Linked DNA regions of Homo sapiens: region 1 is linked to region 2. The links are chromatin loops, found by intact Hi-C in ENCODE. Cell type or tissue: heart right ventricle. All regions are shown on one strand. Links, peaks and the distances in the headings refer to the core of each region. The heading gives the core; the rest is flanking DNA.

Evidence for each region. Peaks named below come from ENCODE experiments on the same cell type or tissue, not always from the same donor. Only the 100,000 strongest peaks of a DNase experiment are listed, where the experiment ranks them.
Region 1: a loop joins it to region 2, with 2.7 times the contacts of the local background. A loop is called at or near these places in 6 of 110 quality-filtered maps.

Annotation. Positions count from the first base shown.
Region 1 is chr5:141,419,147-141,422,060 of GRCh38, reverse strand. All of the region lies in intron 1 of PCDHGA1 (protocadherin gamma subfamily A, 1), which reads right to left. All of the region lies in intron 1 of PCDHGA2 (protocadherin gamma subfamily A, 2), which reads right to left. All of the region lies in intron 1 of PCDHGA3 (protocadherin gamma subfamily A, 3), which reads right to left. All of the region lies in intron 1 of PCDHGB1 (protocadherin gamma subfamily B, 1), which reads right to left. It also overlaps PCDHGA4, PCDHGB2, PCDHGA5, PCDHGB3, PCDHGA6 and PCDHGA7, and 9 more genes. In heart right ventricle, for the core only: a CTCF peak has its summit at 1,100; a DNase peak (open chromatin) is centred at 1,050; H3K4me3 peaks cover 792 bases.
Region 2 is chr5:141,342,290-141,345,203 of GRCh38, reverse strand. All of the region lies in intron 1 of PCDHGA1 (protocadherin gamma subfamily A, 1), which reads right to left. All of the region lies in intron 1 of PCDHGA2 (protocadherin gamma subfamily A, 2), which reads right to left. PCDHGA3 (protocadherin gamma subfamily A, 3) reads right to left here and starts at 1,375. Exons shown (of 4, transcript NM_018916.4): 1 at 1-1,375. The coding sequence starts at 1,170. It also overlaps PCDHG@. In heart right ventricle, for the core only: a CTCF peak has its summit at 1,427; a DNase peak (open chromatin) is centred at 1,338; H3K4me3 peaks cover 2,500 bases; H3K27ac peaks cover 2,373 bases.

The DNA.
Region 1 (2,914 bases), core at 105-2,604, 77 kb before region 2:
ACTTCCCCGTTGATTCCCTCGTCTGGATCCGTTGCATTAACCATCAGCACCCGAGTTCCGGAGCTGATGTTTTCTGGAACACTCACGCGATATACGGACTGTGTAAACATTGGGATGTGATCATTTACATCGAGGACCACCACACGAATGGGAACTGCGCCCTTTCGGATGGGATCGCCTCCATCTAAAGCTGTGAGGAGGAGCAGGTGAGCAGCCTCTTTCTCTCGGTCCAGGCTTCCCTCCAGTACTAGCTCTGGATTCTTGGCCCCATCCGTTCTGCCCCGCAGTTGCAAGGAAAAGTAATTATTAGGGCTGAGCTGGTAGCTCTGGAGGGAGTTCACGCCCACATCTGGATCCCTAGCATTAGGAAGAGCAAATCGCGCCCCAGGAATTGCGTGCTCACTGACTTTTATCTCCACTTCGTCCTCCTGGAAGCTGGGGGCGTTATCATTAATATCTATTATTTCCACCTCCACTCCGTAAATCTTCAAGGTGTCTTCCACGAGAAGTTCCATATTTAAAAAACAGGAGGACACCGTCTCACAGAGCTCCTCCCGGTCTATCCTGCCTGCCGTGATCAAGCTGCCGCTTCGCGGATTCACAGCGAAAAGCTGTGTCTTCCCTCTGGAGACGATGCGGACTCCGCGCTTCGCCAGCTCCCGGGGCTCCAGCCCCAGGTCCTTGGAGATATTGCCCACGAAGGAGCCCTTTTCGGTCTCTTCTGGCACCGAATATCGGATCTGCCTGGCCCGGAACCCCCGCAGCGTCCCCAGGAAAATGCACAGCAGCAGCAGCAGCCGACTGCGGTCCCCGCGCTGTAGCCGATTCGCCATGGCAGGCTCTAAGCCGATATTCCGCGGTTTCTCGAGCTGGTTGGTTGTGAATCGGCTTATGTATCTATGAAGTCCTAGGCCGACTACATCCAAAATATATCAGAAAGCGAAGGAAAATACTTCTAAGTCTCCAGTGTCAGGATCTGTGAGTATCCATCTCATTCCGCTTTGTGTGGTAGAGGCGGGGGAGGGAGGGACTCAATGGCGCGCAGCTTCCCATTCCCTGATTGGTGAGCAGCGGCGCCTAGAGCCCATTCTTATTATTGCAACGACTAAGAAATTCCAGAAGAAATGATTACGCTCACCTTTGTGAATCACACGTATTTGTAGAGCTTAAAAACGATGATACACAATACTTACATTATGTGACGTTAAAACTTTACCAAGAACACCTGCGAAAGGAGTAATTATTAAAAGGGCTTGCTTAATTTTTAAAAAGTTTTCAAAATATTACTGGAGCTGAAAACTTGTAGGTTGTAGTTGGTTCCAATTGATTTTAACCGACTGAAAGGAACGACATTTCTGGAAGTGGAAATAATACGGTCCCGATAAAATCATCAGGTAGGATGCCTAACTATAATTCTTACAAGGTTCCTTTATTGAGTAAATGAAGATGAAATACTTGAGAAAAATTGAGTAGCATCAGGGTTTCAATTAAAATACCATGCCGTAAAAATATACCTGTATTTTATATTTTTAACCGAAAGGTATTTTACTTCATAAAAATGTCACCGGAGATTACCCATGTAGTTTGCTTTAAAATGTCTTTGAATAGTAGGAAGACTGAGGCATTTAATTTAAACTTTTGTTTTAATAATGATAACCATAAATTTGACCTATATTTTGCGAACTCTATGAAGAAGTTATCTAGAATCTTAAAATAATACCACTATATTGGAATATATTGGCATATTGTAATATAAAAAGGATTAAATACATTTTTAAATACTTACCTGTTTAAGAATCTTCTTATCTGCTTCAACGCTGGGAGTTAAAATGCTAGCCAGTAGCATGCTATCTTTGTTGAGGTTATCTTGTGTGGCTGGACAATGATCAACAGATGTGAAAAAATTAAATTCTGGATTCATTTGATCCCCAGGCACACAAAAATTATAGGCATAGGGCAACGTTCCCTCACTGTAGTTGGGGGGACCCACAGGTCCGGACTTGGAGCAGAGAACTGACTCAAAGCAGTCTCCTGCAGTAGGGCTGAAAGACTGTCGCAGGCGTAGAGCAATAGCTAGAATCACCGCGAGGAGAAAGAGCACAGAAATCAAGGCCAAGGCCACCACCAGGTAAAACTGCATCTCAGCCTGGGAGTCAGAGGGTGTGGGATGGTCGCTGAAATCCGGCAGTACCTCTTGCAAGCTATCTGCGAACACCAGGTGCAGCGTGGCAGTGGCTGAAAGGGGTGGCTGTCCTCCATCTCTTACAGCGACTAGCAGGCGCTGGCGGACCGAGTCCTTGTCACCCAAAGCACGCACCATGCGCACCTCGCCTGTTCGCAGCCCCAGGCTGAAGAGCCCGGGCTCACTGGCCTGCACCACGTGGTAGGACAGCCAGGCATTGTGCCCCGAGTCCGCGTCCACGGCCACCACCTTGGTCACCAGGTAGCCTGGCTGCGCGGCCCGCGGCACTGTGTCGAAGAGCGCGGAGCCGTCGGGACCCAGCGCAGGGTACAGCACCCGCGGTGCGTTGTCGTTACGGTCGCCCACCAACACGCGCAGGCTCACATTGGCGCTGAGCGCGGGCGAGCCCTGGTCGCGGGCCTGCAGCGTGAGCTCGAAGGTGCGCAGCTGCTCGTGGTCGAAGGCGCGCTGCGCGAACACCACCCCGCTCTGCGCGCTCACGGACACGTAGGACGACAGCGTTCGTGACTCCAGGTCGCTGGCAATGAGAGAGTAGGAGACACGGCCGTTGAGCCCGAAGTCTGGGTCAGAGGCACTGACTTGCGCTATGGAGGCACCCGGCTGGTTGTTTTCTGGCACGTGGACCAGGTAGGCTGACTGTCCGAAAACCGGCGCGTTGTCATTGACGTCAGTAATGTGCAGGGTTATGGTTTTGCTGGAGGATAACGGAGG
Region 2 (2,914 bases), core at 273-2,772:
CAGATTTCCCAGGACAAAAACTTCAACCTGCCCATTCTGCCCAGAATCTCGGTCATGCACGTCGATAAGAGCAATTTCTCTTCCAACGGTGCCCTCTTCTGGGACTGAGCTTGTGAGAGACGTGATTGTAATTTCTGGAGCATTGTCATTCACATCCAGAACCGTGACTAGAATCTTGGCTCTTGAAAGAAGACCTGGTCCATCCTGTGCTTCAATTTTAATTTCATAGAACATGGCATCCTCATAATCTAGACTTTTTAATATTGATACTTCTCCACTCACTGAGTTAAGATGGAAAATCTCAGCGATTTTCCCAGGCATTTTATCTAGAATATAAGACACTTGAGCATTGAATCCCTCGTCAGGGTCAGTGGCATTCACCGTGAGCAGCCGGGTACCCACAGGCACGTTCTCCCAAACACTCACACGGTACTCAGGCTGAGTAAACATTGGTGGGTTGTCATTTGCATCCAGGACTATCACTTGGATGTGCAAGTTGCCAGAGTGGACAGGGTCGCCACCATCAGAGGCAACCAGGACAAGCTGGTGAATTTCTTTTTTCTCACGGTCCAGGGCCCGCTCCAGCACCAGCTCTGGATACTTGGCCCCCTCAGAGACGCTATTCACAGCCAGAGAGAAGTAGTCATTGGGGCTAAGCTTGTAGTTCTGCAGGGAGTTAATGCCTACATCTGGGTCAAAAGCAGTTTTAATTGGAAATCGGGTTCCAGGAACCGTTAGTTCACCAATTTTTATTTCCAATTCCTCTGTTGGGAAATTAGGAGCATTATCATTAATATCTTTAATTTCTATTTCTACTTCAAAAATTTTCAATTTATCCTCAACCAGAATGTTAATTTTTACCAGACACAGCGGGATCTGAGCGCAGAGCTCCTCCCGGTCTATCCTCTCCGCGGTGACCAAGCTGCCGCTTTGCGGATTCAGAGAGAAAAGCTGCGTCCTACCTCTGGAGACGATGCGGACTCCGCGCTCCGCCAGCTCCCGGGGCTCTAGCCCCAGGTCGTTAGCGATGTTGCCCACGAAGGAACCTTTATCTAGCTCCTCAGACACCGAGTAGCGGATCTGACCGGATCCTGTTTCGCACAGCGTCCCCAGGAGCGCGCACAGCAGGGCCAGTCCTCTGCCATTTCGGAAACTCAGGCAATTGGTCATTTCCTTTTCGGTGAATCGCTTTCTCTGAATTCGGTTCCAGTTTCCTACGACGGACTCCAATCTTATTTTCTCAAGAAACGAAGTCTTTTACGGGCCTAATTCACAGGTCAAACAGCTGGTTGACTAAGAGGTGAGGTTGGCAGCCGCCCCGGATCTTCTGAGTCTGATTTGCTGGTTCTTTGCATTTTAGGAGCAAGGAAATGGTGGACTAGTTCTCCAGCTGCGTTCTCCTTCTTGAGTGGTCAACAGCGACACTAAGAGGCCTAACCGTTTACTGCATCCTCTCAGACACATTATTATTTTTGAATTATCCAAGATCTGAAATCCTTCTTGTCAGAGATAAGAGGACTAGTGTTGATTGAACATAATTGAATCGATATATGTTAAACAGTGTCACCTCAAGTTATCTTTCTTGGGAATCCATGCACTAACCTTAATGCCACCAATATTGCTTCAAACATAGTGGAGTTAACTTTTTTGAATTGTTCAGTTTAAGAAACACACAGTAACAAAGAACTGGCCGTAAGGACCAACACAACTATTAAAAGACATGACCACCACTTGTTCTTCCACCACTGAACCTTGATAATGTGTTTATTCTTATACTTACTACATTTATCAGGGTTATTTGATAAGATATCCACCTCCTCTTTGACCTTTCCCTCTCTATACTCTTAACTCTCTAAGAGCTGAGACAAGGAAAAAAAGAAAAGAAACACACAGAAATCAGCCATATTTATACATTATATTTCTTTAAGTTTGTTCTTGGTGACCTGATAACTTAGTTTCGATATTTGTTGTTATTTAATATTCATTAAACAAACACATAATTAGGCATCAGACAATATGTTTGGGGATTTAAGGTGAACAATATAGACACAGTAGCTTCCTTCACAGAGATTATAAGGATATAAAAGCAAACAGGGAATTGCAGTGTACTGAGATAATTACCATAATGGGAGAAGCCAAGGGGGTTAGGGGGGCCTTCAATTGGGCCTTTAATGTTAGCAAACGCTTTCCCAGGAAACATGAGAGGAGTGGATCAGTGAAAAGGCCTGGATGTGGGAGAGAACAGCATGACAATGCCTAGGTGTGAGAGAGAAATCACAGACCTTCAGGGTACTGAAAGAAGTTTCCTTTGTTTAAATCTAGACTGTAAGGATGTTTTTTCAAAACCAACTGAAACTAGTAGAAATAAGCTTTTATGTTCCAGAATCTCTTTCCCCATAAGTTTCCAAGCACAGAAATATAAATACAATATATTTGTCGTTTCAATCATGATGCATTACATATCTATGCATAAGACATTTATTCTTGTGGAGTTACTACACACACTAAAAATAACTTTGCTTTAATTTTCCTGTTTATACTTTATTATTCACTTACAAGTAAAGCTATTATGACATATTATTCCACAGTGAGTTCCAATTTTACTCATAGACAATTATGTAATAGTAACCAAAACAACACCTTGTCTCAGAAAATTTTTTCTTGATCAAATGCAACGGAAAGAATCACAGCACTTTGAGAAATATGGTATCATTCAATAAAAGGCTCAATTGGTACATGATAATTTTCAAATAAAAATAAAAAATGATGCCAGTTACATAGAACATTAGTGTGCTTATTATTCTCTGTTATTAAATACATAACCAACATACTAAAAGCCAATATAGGAAGAGGAATGGGAAAAGAAAATTGATCAGAGGGGCACTGGGATTGGGTGAGGGATTGGGAACATTTC